3 separate regions of the Mus musculus genome follow, and all the other regions are linked to region 1. The links are chromatin loops, found by intact Hi-C in ENCODE. Cell type or tissue: heart. All regions are shown on one strand. Links, peaks and the distances in the headings refer to the core of each region. The heading gives the core; the rest is flanking DNA. Region 1 holds the start of Rnaseh2b (ribonuclease H2, subunit B). Region 2 has its middle 41 kb from the start of Dleu7. Region 3 has its middle 14 kb from the start of Spryd7.

The links. Peaks named below come from ENCODE experiments on the same cell type or tissue, not always from the same donor. Only the 100,000 strongest peaks of a DNase experiment are listed, where the experiment ranks them.
Region 2: it touches region 1 in a loop (2.4-fold over the local background); 4 of 42 quality-filtered maps call a loop at or near these places.
Region 3: it touches region 1 in a loop (2.1-fold over the local background); 9 of 42 quality-filtered maps call a loop at or near these places.

Annotation. Positions count from the first base shown.
Region 1 is chr14:62,328,818-62,334,121 of GRCm38, reverse strand. Rnaseh2b (ribonuclease H2, subunit B) reads right to left here and starts at 2,054. Exons shown (of 11, transcript NM_026001.3): 1 at 1,946-2,054. The coding sequence starts at 2,006. Gm41173 (a long non-coding RNA gene) reads left to right here and starts at 2,067. Exons shown (of 2, transcript XR_874686.3): 1 at 2,067-2,260; 2 at 3,794-5,304. In heart, for the core only: a CTCF peak has its summit at 2,086; DNase peaks (open chromatin) are centred at 1,761 and 2,031; H3K4me3 peaks cover 1,825 bases; H3K27ac peaks cover 1,785 bases.
Region 2 is chr14:62,249,402-62,254,705 of GRCm38, reverse strand. No RefSeq gene overlaps it. Among named protein-coding and RNA genes, the nearest start is that of Dleu7, 41 kb to the left of the region's middle. In heart, for the core only: CTCF peaks have their summits at 2,292 and 2,494 (motif pointing right); a DNase peak (open chromatin) is centred at 2,515.
Region 3 is chr14:61,568,623-61,573,926 of GRCm38, reverse strand. No RefSeq gene overlaps it. Among named protein-coding and RNA genes, the nearest start is that of Spryd7, 14 kb to the right of the region's middle. In heart, for the core only: a CTCF peak has its summit at 2,381 (motif pointing left); a DNase peak (open chromatin) is centred at 2,366.

The sequences.
Region 1 (5,304 bases), core at 1,064-3,563:
TATCAAACGTGTTTGGACCCTTAGAGCCTGCAGGTGGCACTAAAGGCCACCTGGAAGAGCAGAAGTCAGGAAGCCCAAGTTTTAAGTTTTAGAACCCTCAACCACTATCAGCCTAATGAGTAGGTGAGAGAGCACCTTGCCTGAAGGGTAAAAAAAGGTGAGAGGACAGACACCTCAGCTTTGAACAGAAACCAGGTGGCAATGCGTCTCACCCCTCCCTCCCAGTAGATCTACTACACCTTTCTCTTTGAGGGATGCATTCAACATCGAGTCTTTTCAGTTTTGTGCTTGGTACGATTATGACACACTTTAAGAAGGAAATTAATGTCAGTGAAACAGCCAACAAAACAAAACAAAACCCCTCAAATTATTGCAAACTACTATATAGTATTAACATGTTTGATTGCAAAAAGAATGATTAGGGATCCTACTACAAAAATCAAATATACTGATGTAACAGAAGGGTGAAAGGAGGCTCTCCCCTCTCCCAGCTAAACTAAGGTGTTCAGCTAGCCTTCTGATGGCTCACCAACACCAGGAATTCTCACTAGCTGCTTTACCAAGCACTATCAGTGAGGTTACGGCTTAACTGGACTCATCATAGGCAGCTGGAGTCAGGACGAAGCCGTATCAACCACTTCAGAAAACCATTCTGCAGAACTAAAGCTAACCCAACAAGCACCCAAAAGCAGCTTCCACTCCAGGATACAGACACTCCGAAGAAATGAATGCCAATGTCCACCAACAGCCTCAAAAGAATGCTGCCAGAGGTGTAACTCCTACTAGGTGCAAACCAGGAGGAACACCTAATGCCATCCATCCTCCGGAGAGTAGTAGCATTGATATGCATACAGCAAACCAGAAGCAATTTTTAAGAACCAGCCAACAAAACCCATGGAACAGCCATGGATGGATCTGGCAGACGTGGTACGGAGGGAAGGAAGACAGATACAAAAGTCACAGGGGTCCAAGCAGGCAAAACTAATTTGATGACAGAAAGCCTGGGGTTCTCTAGAAGACGGGTGTATGAGCTGCTAGCTGGAAAGCTACTCTTCTTGGTCAGCAGCATACAGGGTTCAGTTGAGTGAGCTGCAAACCCAAAATCCATACACTTGAATGTGTTTAACTTTTTACACAGGAGAGAAGCTGTGTATCCAAAGTAAGTGTCAGGTCGTTACATAAAGATTATAAAAATTATCATCACTGGATATCTATACCCTGGTGAAATATATTTGCTGTAAAAATGCTCTGCATTTGCTAAACTAAAACTCAAAATTAAAGTGACTGGGAAGTTTCCTTCTTCACGCGTATTCTAACATCAAATGTATCATTGTAAAATGACAGAGTGTTTCTGGCTTGCATTCCCTAACCCAAATTTATTTCACTTGCCCTCCTCATATGGCAATGGCTGTCGCATGCCACCACATGCCCTGATAGCTGGTCATCATCTACAGGGACACTGAGTGGCCTGGTTCTGGGATTTTTGACTGTCACCATGTCCTGGAATTGTTTCAAACCACGCTCACATAAACCCCATCCAGGCTCCCTTATGCCTGGCCACCCTTGCCTTTCCAGAGCAGCAGAGCGGCTCAGCATGGGACTACTGCGACCTCTGGTTTGGAGCTGGTAAGATTCTAGACGCTGAGCTACAGAGATCCAGTAACTCCCAGGGGACAGCAGAGTCCCGGGACCCCCGCTGCCCGCCGCAGGCCGAGTGGCTGGACCCGCCCCAGGGAATCCGCGCAAACGCTGCCGTCGCTTCCGGGTTTGGAGTTTTCCCGCGTGTTGTGACACGTGACCAGGATGCTTAGCAAAGCGCGGGGCACCGAATCCGGGTCCGCGCTCGCTAGGACCTTGCGGACCGGTGCTGGCCTGGGAAAAAAAAAAAACCCGCGCTGCCGCTGCCGCCACCAGCGACCTAGGCCCACGCGCCTCCCGCGTTTACCTGGAAGTAGGAACACTAGCTGCCTGGCCGCCAAGTCCCCGCGGTCCCGACCTCCGGCCATGGTCGCGCCCTGCCGGAAGTGGCGCCGAGGGGCCCGCCAACCGGGGCCACCAGCCTGCCTCCATTTCCGGGCCCGCCCGCTCGGCTTCCTTTTTTGAAATCTGCGCGGGCCCTGCTGTCAGTGGAGGGTGTGGAGCTCCTCGTTTTTCTCACTCTCATTCTACGGGCGCTGCTCGTGCGTGTATTTCATACATTGAGGTTCCTAATGCGGGCGAGCAGCCTTCAAATTGGCTGTGGGCCAATTTGATAGTTAAGGTAATTTTTTAAAGATACAACCCAAATTATGCTTATAATTTGGAGTTCAACATACGAATTTGTTATTTAGGATAAATCTTTAGAGTATTAACGAGACTTAGTTTGGGTGTGGTTTGGTTTTGACACAAGGTCCACCACCCAGCGGGGACTGACCTTCAAAGTATGCCGCCCTGGCTGGCTTTGAATACTGGATCAGGAACCTCCCAAGTGCTAGAATGGTTGTGAGCAAAAGTGGTGTCTTGTTGCCTAGGGCTCACCTCGGGGCTATAGAGAAAACAATTAAGCCCTGACTAGGGAGGTGGAGAGGGGATTCTCTCAAAGGGCCAGCTGCCGATCAGGAAGCTTGTTCTGAAGTGTTCTTTCTAGGCAGACTATGCACTTTATGTCTTTTGTTATCCAGTCTAGTGGCACTTTGTATTTTGTTTTTGTAGAGGGAGCAATGTGAGACACAGGCAACATAAATGTGGAGGTCTGAGTTATAAAGGTGGTCAAAGCTTTTGAGAAATTACATAGAGCAACCAGAAGTTGGTCTGGATCTTAAAACATAGGCTGAGATTCCCTCCTGAGGCATGAAGCCCTTAAAAATACCCACCTCTGAACAACAATATGAACTAACCAGTACCCCCAGAGCTCATGTCTCTAGCTGCATATGTAGCAGAAGATGGCCTAGTCGGCCATCATTGGGAAGAGAGGCCCCTTGGTCTTGTAAACTTTATATGCCTCAGTACAGGGGAACACCAGGGCCAAGAAGTGGGAGTGAGTGGGTAGGGGGGGGTGGTATGGGGGACTTTTGGGATAGCACTTGAAATGTAAATGAAGAAAATACCTAATTAAAAAAAATATATATATAATACCCACCTCTGACCAGACCATTGTAAGACCACGAAAAAATAAGGCCACGCAGGGACATTTCGTGATTCTCTCAGACAAAAGCAAGATCAGTGTCATTTGTGCAGCAACTGTCCCAGCACTTGGCCACAGTGAGAACTGCTTTACCCAGTACAGCTCTATTCCTGTGCTAGTCTCCCCTGGCTGTGGATAAGAGTCAGGAAGATGAGTCAGGATACAAAGACAGAAGAGGACTCTGGAGGGAAAGGGGTCCCCCTAGGACTGGCTTTGCGTTTCATGCTGGCTGAGAATTAAGAATTTTGACTCAATTGGACCATCAAGGTGGTTCAGTACACAGAGGATTAACAGGATTCCCATGCCCAGCCACAGAGAAATCACTGCACACTGAGGGATTAATAATGGAAATGGTTTTTAATGATAGTGTGTGTGTGTGTGTGTGTGTGTGTGTGTCTAATGCTCAGGGAGGAGGCCTTATAGAGAAGATGTTGTTAGCTTACATTTTAGGCTTATGCATTTCACATAAATCTTTCAGGCTCCAGCCCCAGGTTACACTTTGGAAAGTTTAAACAGACACAAGAGACGGCAGGTCTGGTCCCTTGCTTGGGCAAATGGGAGATTTACTCAGCAAAGATATTGCCTGAACTATTTAAGTACACTAGTGTTCCTTTTGTTCTTGTCCACCAGGCAGAATTACACGTTTCCTGTTGAGAGCACAGAGAACTTGAGGACAGACCAGGACTTAATGATGGTTGTGACCCTGTGCTACTCCCTTGAGCCACCCCTCGGAGGCATGTTCTTGATATGGGGATATGCCTAATGGCTAGTTGTAAGCCTTGTTATGGGACTAGAGCTTAACTGGAAATCAGTCTTGGTGACCAAGAATTAGCAGAAACGTTCTCAGTAATCCTAAACGTCTACTGTGGTACAGAGTTTTCTTCCACAGTTCCTCACAAGCCTCGTTAGGGCACTTCTCTCCCAGGCACGAGGCAGAGTTCCTTTAGCTAAATTCTACTCTGTGTACCTTGGTGTTTCCTAAGCCAGTTTATTATTAATACATCATAGCATCAATTTTATTACTTTGAGGTTCCTCTGAGTTCAATAACCACCCAAATGATGGAGCAGAAATGATCTGACTCCTGAAAGTTGCCCTTTGACCCCCACAATGTGCTGTGGCATGGGCACATGCTAAAGGCCAGTGAACTTTAATACTGTGAGTCTTTTGGCCAGCATTTTGCTCAATAACAAAACTAGGAAATGGCATTTAACGTGAAAATGGTGAAACTTCTGCAAGTCATGGGTCAGTCTCTTGTTAAGAGTCCCGTGACTCCTATTGATGAGTAAAGACCCACATCCCTTATCTCTCTTCATGTAATTCATGTAGTAAGAGAATGATTTTTCACACATTTGTGGTTTGTGTGTGTGTTCATGTGGGAGTACATATGTGTAGAGGTGAGCATGTACTTATGCGTGTTTATAGGTAGAGACCCAAAGTTGGCATCAGGTATATTTCTCAGCTGCTCTGCAGTTTATTTACTTGGTAAGCTCTTACTGAGCCCCAGACTCACTGACTCCAGCTACTCTAGCTGGACAGCTTGCTCTGAGGAGCCCTTCTCTTTGCCTCCAGAGTGCTGACATGACAGGTGGCTGCTGTGACAGCTTATCTTTTTACAAGAGTTCTGAGAATCAGAACTCTGGTCCTCATACTTGTATGATAAGCGATTTATCCATTGTGCCATCTCCCTGTGCCATCTCCCTGCATAAAGCTTATTTTTTAAACACTTGTGATTTCTCTACTTTAAGCATAAAAACAATACGTGTTTGTTGTAGTTGTTTTAGATGTCTTCCTCAAATTTCTAGCCAAGGCAAATCAGCCTTGCTTACTTCTTATTATGATTATATCCAGGTTCTATGATTTGTTACAAATGAAATTTATTCTGTTTTGTAGCTGTGAAGATTTTAAAAGGATACACTATTTAAATTGTGAAAGGTTGCCCCTGTATTTATGACGGAAATGTTAGTCCCTAAACTTTAACAATGATCAACTAAGTTGTCTAGGAAGTAACTAGCTGGGCTGGAGAGCTGAGTAGTTGGTAATTGCCGATCTGGATCCAGTCCCCAGCAGAAATGGAAAAGCCAAGTGCAGTGGTAGCACCTTAATCCAGAGCTGAGGGCGGAGCCAAGTCAGGAGGCGCGCT
Region 2 (5,304 bases), core at 1,263-3,762, 80 kb after region 1:
GAGGCCACTTCATAGGAAACAGCCCCGTGACAGCAAAGCTCAGGGAGACAAAGGGAAAACATCTAGAGTGACTGATGAAGGCTAAAGGCAGGCGGGGTTTTATTAGAAGGAACTTAACACAGTGGGCGGGACTTGGTCATAAACAACGTAGTGGGCGGGGCTTTGCCTGAAGGAAACAACACAGTGGGCGGGACTTGGCCATAAACAACACAGTGGGTGGGGCTTTGCCAGAAGCAAGGCTGACTGAATAAAAAGCAGCATTGGGGAGACAGAAGTAGAATGAATACACAGGAAATTAAAAGGGGTCACGTGACGTTACATGTAACTGAATGATACACTCAGAACGAAGTAGATGTCAGCAGTTGGTCTTCCTTGAGAAGCAAACCTAAACATCAGGGTAAAACTTCTTAGGAATATTATTCGAAATTATAAATATAAAACAATTTAACAAAGTTGACAAAGAATTGAAACTTGTGGTTGAAACTGTGCTACCCAGTAAAGATAACTGCAAAACAGTTGTCACTCTACAAATTCTCTAGCACTGTAGTCAGGTTAAGGGGTAATAAGGTGAAATTCATTTGAATAATATTTTGTGTTTTGCTAAACAGATCTATTTTCCGATCAACAAGTGATATGCAATACCACAACTGAACTATTTCCATTGTTTGTATAAGAAATCCAGTATGCCGTTTATATTTATTGTAAATCATAACTTGTGCCAGCCACATATTAATATAAAATATTCAAATATCCAAATATAGAAATCTGTAGGGAAAAATCTAACAATCTAATAACAAGGAAAAATGTCTAGTATTCACTAAAAGTGAGAGTTTCACGTTAATCTAGTAGAAAATAATTTCACTGCAGATTGACAGAGACCAATCCATTTTATAATAAGCTGAGCCCAGGGGTTACAGGGTGGGGGTGGGGGTCATCTTATCTGCTGGTGTCTGGGATGTAGCTCAGTGGGTGTCAGTATCTATCCAGGTGACCAGTGAACACATCTCTTACCTAGTACTTCCAAGTCTAGAAATTTTCTTATGATATGCTTGCAAATGGTTTACGTTATCAACAAATTACTGAGTTGTTATTTATTAAATAAATACTGCTTAATATTATCAATAGAGGACAGGTCAAATAGATTTCACAGCACATACAGGACAAGGTCACTATGAAACAAAAGTGAATGGGGAAATATTTGAGGTCACAAGATGAAAGATGTACATTATATTGTTATAGGGGGAAATGAACAAGAAATAGGTAAATAAAATGCAAAATTACATGTACATACACACACACACACACACACACATATATCAAATACACCTGGAAGGACCCATTTGTAATTTGTAACTTGGAGTTGTGTAAACCCTTCATTTTTTTACAGTTAGTACTCAAATATGTATTACCTATTCAGAAGTTAAAACATTTAAATATATTTTAAAAGGTGTTGGAGAAGCAAACACATATATTGCGATTATTTTATTTAATTTAAGAAAAAAAACACAGCAAATCCCGGTATTATCTTCTGTGTAAAATAACAGCTCAGCCATTGACATAAATGACGTCCTTTCCCAAACACAAACACTTCACTCAGATCAAGGGTTTGACATCTGAGAGTTGGTTTGGGCCTGAGTTTTCCTCACAGCTCTAGCATCTGCTTAATTGCCCCATCAGCCCCTCTTAATTGTCTCTGATGTTCTGTGTCTAGCGGACCAAAATGGAGAATGCTTTCCAGTGATAAGCTGTGCTAGTTGTTCTTGAGTATTGCTTGCTTGTTTTCTCTTCAGAGTTTTGCCCTGTGGCAGAGGCTGGCCATCCTCCTGTCTCAGGCTTCTGAGTGTTGAGATTACAGTGTGTGTGTGTGTGTGTGTGTGTGTGTGTGTGTGTGTGTGTGTGTACAATCTTCTTTGCTGACCTTGCCCTGAACCTCTCCGGGAAACCCTCGCTGGTTCCCAATCCCGACTGCCCCTCACAGTGGGTCCCCAGGGGCTCTGGTCACACTAGGCCTTACTTGTCTGTCTATTGACTGACAGTCAAGACACTAACTACTACAAGCTTGGCTTGGAGGTGCAATTATTAACATACTAGTTGAAAATGAAGTTGCAATGGCAACTTCATTAAATCTTGGAATTCAAGATTTAAAAAGTAACTGTAAATCAGTTGGAAGTTGAGTAGCCACCACTGGAGGAACGGAAGGATCTATACTTCTTGGATCACTGTGAATTCAACCTTGTGCTTCCAAAATTGCTGTAAGGACAATGAAGCCACATGAAGTCTGAACCATTACAAGAAGGTATCAGAATTTAATGCTCGATCAGAGTTTTCCAGAAACTACATATGCATCCACTGGGAGATGGATTAATAGTCATTCTAAATTTCAATCCACAGTGCATTGATTAATCCCACCCCCACCCCAACCCTGCTCTGTGGACTCTGCCCACCTTATATGGCTGAAGTCGAGTAAAAGGGATGAGATGTTTCCGTACCAACCAGAAGAGGGCAGTGTTGAGTCACCGATCTCATTTGAACTAATCATGTCAGCAGGGCAGCACACAGCCTTCTATCTCCTTCCCCATAAAACAAGACAGAAAAGGGCTACACAAAGTTGGAAAATACAGGCTTATAGACACAATGCTGAAGGTTGACATGCTGGAATGATGTAAGATTGGGAGTGGGAGCAGGTGGATGGATGGGGAAAAGATGCTGTATAAAGTGGGGGCTACCTGGTCTCTGCTGAACAAGCTGATCTCGTTAGCTGTGGGGTTTTAATATTTGTTTTCTATCTATCTATCTATCTATCTATCTATCTATCTATCTATCTATCTATCTATCTATCCAAATAACTATCTTTTACCTACTTACCTACCTACCTATTTATTTAGTGGTGTGTGTGTGTGTATGTGTGTGTGTGTGTATACACGCACATGTACATGTGCCTGAGTGTGGAAGTCAAAAGACAGCAATAAGTGCTTACTTTCCCTCCTGTGAGCTGAAGGAGTTGAGAGGGGTTGGATGCAAATCATGAGGCTTAGTGACAAGCACCTTTACCCACAGAGCCATCTGGCTGGCCCAGGGATGGGAATTTTAAAAAGCAAGGGTAAAAGGGTCTTCTTGCAAGTGATATGTATCTCAGGGAACAAATATTTGATGGTTTCTCTTGGTTGCCAACTTGACTACATCTGTAATTAACCCAAACTCAAGCTACTAGGTGAAGGATGTATTTGATTGGATCATTCGAAGTGGGAGGACCCAACCTTAAATCTGGGCCACACCTTCTGCTGGTAGCCTGTACAGAGGACTTGGAAGAAGAAAGTTCTTGTTGTTTGCATCCTTGCTCTCACTTTTGCTGGCAAGTTCAACCCTTCACTGGCATTAGAACCTACTTCTTCAGTGTTCTGGTGGATATTAAAGACCATCTGTGCCGTCCCGCCTCATGGACAGAACAACCATTGGACTCTTGGGCTTTCTCTTAGGAGACAACCATTGTTGGAACAGCCAGACCCCAGCCTATAAGTCACTCTAACAAATCCCATATCTATCTATCTATCTATCTATCTATCTATCTATCTATCTATCTATCTATCTATCTTATTTGATCAATTGTATCTTATTGTTTCTCTAGAGAACCCTCCCTAATACAGAATTCTTATTTCTAGAAAGTTGTAGTGCCTCCCCAAACATTCATGTTAAATTGAGTCACCCCCACGGTTTAGCTTGCTAGCAATCATTTCCTAAGCCTTTTCCCTGCTAACCTCACACAGGTAGGGAGTTGCAGGGCCCCAGGCTGCTTGCTGCAGAATTATCTATCAGGTTATTAGGAGAATCTCAGGCAGTAGGAAACAAAGAGTTATCAATACCATTGATGGCTCTCTCCTCACCTCCTCAAGAACCACACGCCCACTTTCCATAATGCAAGGATGTGAGAGTACAAAGAACCGAGTGGAGTGTTTTCCAAACTAAACGCTTAAGGCTCTGGGTGGTTTATTCAGCCTGGCTGCTTTACTGTCCACTGCTGAAGCGCTTCGTTTGCAGGAGATGCACAGTGTGTTTGCCCTGCTTGAAAGATTCTGCTAGTGGCTATGTTCTTCATGCTCAATGCCCTTTCTTCACCCAAGGACAGTTTAAGAAGAGTAGGTTGCAATTAGTACATTAAAATTACACGTAATGGGAAGGGACCCATAGTCCAGAGTGTCTAATCTCTTTGGTTGGTTGGTTTGTTTGTTTGTTTGTTTGTTTTTCCTCATTTTTTCCTAATCTCTTTTGAAAGCAAGGAAACTTTCCAACAGCAAGAGGAGTGCTTTCTTGGTTTCAAGTTTTCCCTTGAACACTTTTGAAGGTTTTTAAACTTCTTTTTACACGCAGTCATACAGGCTAAGCACTCTTCATGGTGCTCTTGGGTCTGAGTGCCACCTGCTGTGACTACCAGATGCCACCTCTCTGTCCTTTTCATGCCACTAGCTTCTGTCCTGTGCTGTTACGCTTTCTACTTTCCATACACCACACTTCCCCCGTGCACTCCCCACAATGTGTCAACCCCAGGTAGACATCCTCCCCACTTGGTGAAACATGATTTATTCTTCAAACCTGGCCCAAATGACACCTTGTGTCTGGAGCCTTCATTGTCCCCCTGTCATTCTGTCTCCTTCAGGAAAAAACCAAAAACCTAAACTAAACCTAAAACAACCCCCAAAGACAAAACAACAGACACCCAAACTACTCTTACTGACTCTCAGAGCTCTTGACATGTTGATAAGCTGCACACACACACACACACACACACACACACACACGAACAATCCAACAGTGGAAACACAGTGTTTCAGCCACACAGGAGTGGGCCATCTGTAACACCATCCATTGCCTTAGAGAGAACGAAGATAGCCCAGCAGACAGCTATCATGTAGTAAAAGTCTCCAAGTCCAGCAAAGAGGAGAAAGCTTGTTGCCATAACTTCTGAGGATAACATTATTCAACTATTGTCCCCAAGTCAAAAGTGTCCATAGAAAATATTTTAATTCCCTTTACACTAGTACCAAAAGAAGACTATATGTAGCAGTCATTTTAGAGTTCATTTCCAATCAATCAACTGACCAATCATTAATCAATCAACCAAGCAATCAACAATCAATCAATCATCAATTGATTATTTTTCTTAGTAGACTCTTGTTATATAGCCCTAGTTGGCCAGGAATGTATTAGGTAGGCCAGGCTGGCCTTGAACTTGGTGTGACCCTTTGCTCTGCCTGTCACAAGGACTGCAGTTGTGTAATCACATCTGGGTTACAGAGTCTCTTTTAGACA
Region 3 (5,304 bases), core at 1,046-3,545, 760 kb after region 1:
CTTCCTGCCCCCACCCCTCTTCTCAATTCAAATCTAAAACTCCTCTGGGCACCTGTGCAGCTTGAGGTGAAGTTCCTGCACCTTGCCAATGTCCTAATTTGGGGTCACTGAACTTCATGTATTCGCCCTCCCAATGGTCACATTTATTAGAATTGACTGTCACCCGTTGCTTTCAAGGGAAATGGGGTTGTGTGGCCAAGCCTGCTCTCTCAGGACTCCTGGGGCTGGGGTTCTCACTCAGAGACTCCTGGAATCCCACTTACTGCTTGGGACCGTGAAAAAGGCAGTATTGAGTCTGAGCTACGAGGCCTTCCCATGCATTTGCTCCATGGCTGAACCTTTCTGGTAGTCACTTCTACTGTCCAGTTCTCTCCGATCTCAGGTAGAACGACAGGAGTTGAACCCGCAGCCTCCTCAGGAGTCAGAGCACCCGCAGCTACCTCAGAGTTCGCTCTCCAGGTAGCCTTGGAGGCACAATTCTGGCTCCAGGGAGTCAGAGTCCTAACAAGATTTTATCACAGCCCTCAGTGGATTCCTGGACATCCCAGGAATGCCAGGTCAGGGCGTAGGGCCTTCTCTCTCTGGCAGATTTTCCAACCTGTCCTAGCCTCACCTCCCTGCTCCTGCGTCCCAAAGAATTCTGGGTCATTTTTTTTCAGGAACCCTCTTTAACTGGTTGTTTCTAGCTCCTTTTTCAGGCTGAAAGGCTTGCAACTCATCTCTTGACACTAACATTTTTTTTTCTTTCTTTTTTTTTTTTTAAGATTTATTTATTATATGTAAGTACATATCTTCAAACACAAGAAGAGACCAGGCGGTGGTGGCGCACGCCTTTAGTTCCAGCACTTGGGAGGCAGAGGCAGGCAGATTTCTGAGTTCTAGGCCAGCCTGGTCTACAAAGTGAGTTCCAGGACAGCCAGGGCTATACAGAGAAACCCTGTCTTGATAAACCGAAAAAAAAAATCACAAGAGAGCATCAGATCTCATTAGGATGGCTGTGAGCCACCATGTGGTTACTGGGATTTGAACTCAGGACCTTTGGAAGAGCAGTCAGTGCCCTTAACCTCTGAGCCATCTCTCCAGCCCTACACTAGCATTTCTTTAAGGGCTGAGTTTTGGGTTTTTTGTTGTTGTTGTTGGGTTTTTTTGTTTTGTTTTGTTTTCTGTGTTTTTTTCCCAAGTAGGGCCTCTAATACCGACCAACTCATGGCCTCTGTGGCCCATCTCTGAGTTACTTCAGTCTGCCTAGGAGATCCTTGGAGCTGACCCTCCAGACTCTGTGGCCCAAGTCCTAGGATGTGTGCTCTTGTTGGCCTCTCATGGGCTGAATCCCCCTTCCCATAGGCGACTCTAATCTCAAACACTCCCTATACCATATATTCACAGCCTGGTCCCAACCTTCCTGCTGTCACCCATGCTGCTTTAGTGATATTCTGTCTTTGAGTCACTTCTGCTCCTTTAAGTCACCCCTCACTGATATTCCTGTAAGTAACATCAATAAACTAAGTAGTTCACCAAGTTGGACTTTGTCTGTCGTGAACTCCCTCTCTGAGGTGAGCAGACTTGTGTTGCAGCTCCCCAGGGTGTCTTGTCACATAACACAGCTTCACAAAGATGAACTCATGTCACCTTGAAATTAATCCGCTGCAGCAGGTAATTATTAACCTCTTTTATAGATGGGAAGGAGACAAAGGCACAGAGGGTTTAAGACAAATGGAACTGTAGCCCAGGCAGTTTGAATGCTTTGAAACCATACAGTGGGCTGTACTGTTTGTCTAAACAGCAGTTCTCAACCTGTGAGTTGCAACTCCTTTGACAAACCTCTATCTCCAGTGATATTTACTTTATAACTCCTAGCAGTGGCAAAGTTATTGTTATGATGTAGTAATGGAAATAATTTTATGGTTGGGTCACCATAACATGAGGAACTGTATTAAGAGGGTCCCAGTGTTAGGAAGGTTGAGAACTGCTGGTCTAGAAGAAACTGAACATTACACATTGAATTGTATGACATTCACACACAAAAGCGTACTGGTGCTAGAACACAGGTCCTAAATATTTCTATTCAAATGCTCGAATATAGTGAAACAGCGGTGGGAACTCTCTCCTGCTGGCAACCTCTCCCACCGTGAGTGCATGCCTAAAGCTCACTTCAGAGAGCAGCTGATTTTTTTTTTCCAGCCACATCCTTTCTAGCTTAAAGGACCAGCTCCATAAACCCCCATTTACTCTGTGAGATGAAAAGGCTCACCAATGAATGTCAAAATCTTTCCAATTTAAAAAGTAAAATCTTCAAGAACTGACTCGGGTGGAGTTGACAAAATCTATCTCAGGAAGGTCCTCTGCCACCAGTGCAAGTGCGCCCTCTGCCGGCAATGTGAACACACTTGGCCAACAAGAAGCCTGGCTTTACAGAGCAAAAAAATTTGCATTTTGCCTTCAAACAGTGATTTATTTATCACTCCCAGAACAAGGAAGGCAGAAGGCTTAGGGCTGAGCATACAAAGAGAAATGAAAGTTCCCCAGCCCTAAAAGATATCATGGTGGGGCACGTCCAATCCAACTATTATGCCACTTGAGGTCGGGCTAGTGATGAGAGATGTCTGGCAGAACAAAGCTATAAAGGCTCATGAAGACTCAACTGGAGTCAGCTTGGCATTTTAAACTTGGCATTAATCTCTTTTACACAGGAAAAGGGATACCAGTACTGTTCTTCCCAGGGAGCTAGACCTCTGTCTGTAGTTAACATAGCAATTAGAGATTTCCTTAGCTACCTGAGGAGCCACCATACAAAGACCAGAAACAATCAAGGAATACCACGTCCCAACTAGATGCTTAGAACTGAACTCAGGTCTCCTGCAAGAACAGTGTGTGCTCTTAACCACTGAGCCATCTCTCCAGCCCCCAATAAAGCTAAATTTAAGATTAAAAAAAAAAAAAAAGGTTCTGTCTGCCAAATAGCTTCATTCTGTAGAACCAATGTTCCCATAGAACTAAGGGAATCAGCGGTACCGGCCACTGGGTTAAACCAGAGGCTCCATGGTAGTATGGACAGAACCGAGTCACCATACACACGTGGGGCCTGATCTAGCCAAACACTCAAACATTAACACTCAGTGTTTTTCTGCTCATCTAAGTGACATCATACTTCTAGGTATCTTTCCAACATTTTAATGGAAACTTGAAAATGTAAGTCAGGCTCAACCAAGCACACATATCATTCCTGCACTGGGATCCGGAACTCAGGGTACGTAGGCCAGTCTGGACCACAGTAGATCAGAGCCAACAAACAGAAAATTACAGGCAACGTGGAAGGGATTCAACTATGCACACCATCTAATCTATCAACATGTAGCTCTTCTTGAATTATGGTATCTATTAATTTCCCTCTGAATTTGTCAAGTCATATTATTTTTATACATTAAAAAGTAAATTATAGTCATCAGCAGAGATTTCCCTGAATAATTAAGTTGATGTGTTATCAATTAGAGCAGGTGTTGCTAGTCATTTCTTCCAAAATTCTATTGACATATATCTAAGTGCGTAACTCTTTTTTTTTTAAAGATTTATTTATTATATAAGTACACTGTAGCTGTCCTCAGACACACCAGAAGAGGGCATCAATCTCATTACAGATAGTTATGAGCCACCATGTGGTTTCTGGGAATTGAACTCAGGACCTCTGAAAGAGCAGTCAGTGCTCTCAACCGCTGAGCCATCTCTCCAGCCGTAGTGTGTAACTCTTGAGTGTAAATTTTCAAGTTGTAATAAATGCCTGTATCTGTACCCCAATTCCTACTAAGATACCGAATGGTATTACTGTGACATCAGAAAGTCCCCATACTTTTATTCATTCATCCATCCGTTCATTTTGTCAGTGCTACAGAGCAAACCTAGAGCTGGTGAGGCAAGAGTTCTTTCACAGAACCACAAGCCAGCCCCTTCATAACTTTTTTTTTTTTTAAATATTTTTTTAAAGATTTATTTATTTATTATATGTAAGTACACTGTAGCTGTCTTCAGACACACCAGAAGAGGGCATCAGATCTTGTTACAGATGGTTGTGAGCCACCATGTGGTTGCTGGGATTTGAACTCCGGACCTTTGGAAGAGTAGTCGGGTGCTCTTACCCACTGAGCCATCTCACCAGCCCGCCCCCTTCATAACTTTTAAGAAGATATGTTTTTGAGTGAGAGGAGGATGACAAATGTTTTGAAGTTTCAATGGGTTTGGAGGGCAGCTGTAAACGTGTAGGGGAATTTACAGTTAGTGTTACATTAGAGGTGAACAGAGCTGTAGGAGCACTGACTTAAGAAATAACCTGAAGTCACTAGAGCAAAACTGTTTGTTGTTCTCAAAGTTCAGAGTGTCTCAGATGACAGAAAAGACAAACATGAGCAGGCAGCTCTAGCCAAGCCCTCCCTCCCTCTCACAGCCTCTACTGACCAGCTCTCAGAAGAAACTTCTTTGCTCCCATCATCCATTTGCTCACTCAGGTTGCACACACAGGTCTGGCTCCCAGGTCGGGGTGTTTTCTGCAATTTTTCTGCTCCTCAGGCAAGTTAAACCCTCAACACCAGTAATCCATTTCTCCTAACATTGCATTAGAAACCATTCAAAAAATGTTCTCTCATAAAACCATCTCTCATAAAATAATAGTTATTTACACTAACATACTTGTCTTCCTGTAAGTTACAGTTTCTACCTTTAGAACATGCAACTTGTGTTACATCTCTACAGCTCCTAAACATTGTGATGTCATTAACATATCATTTTCATATTTTTATTTTGCAAAATTTCAATCATATACAAAAATAGGACAGTGAAGAGTCTCCATATTCTCATTTCCAGCCCCCAAAGGGTCCTGATATCTTTTGTTTTGTTTTGGTCTTTTGTTTTGTTTTTGTTTTTTTCTTAAAGGTTATTTATTTATTTATTATATGTAAGTACACTGTAGCTGTCTTCAGACACCCAGAAGAGATTCAGTTATCATTACAGATGATTGTGAGCCACCATGTGGTTGCTGGGATTTGAACCCAGGGCCTTCGGAAGAGCAGTCGGTGCTCATAACCACTGAGCCATCTCTCCAGCCCTGTTTTTGTTTTTTTCGAGACAGGGTTTCTCTGTGTAGCCCTGGCTGTCCTGGAATTCACTCTGTAGACCAGGCTGGCCTTGAACTCAGAAATCTGCCTGCCTCTGCCTCCCAAGTGCTGGGACTAAAGGCGTGCGCCACCACTGCCTGGTGGGTCTTGATATCTTTAAGATTTAACTCTATCAGGTGAAAGATTCGGTCCCTTCCCTGAC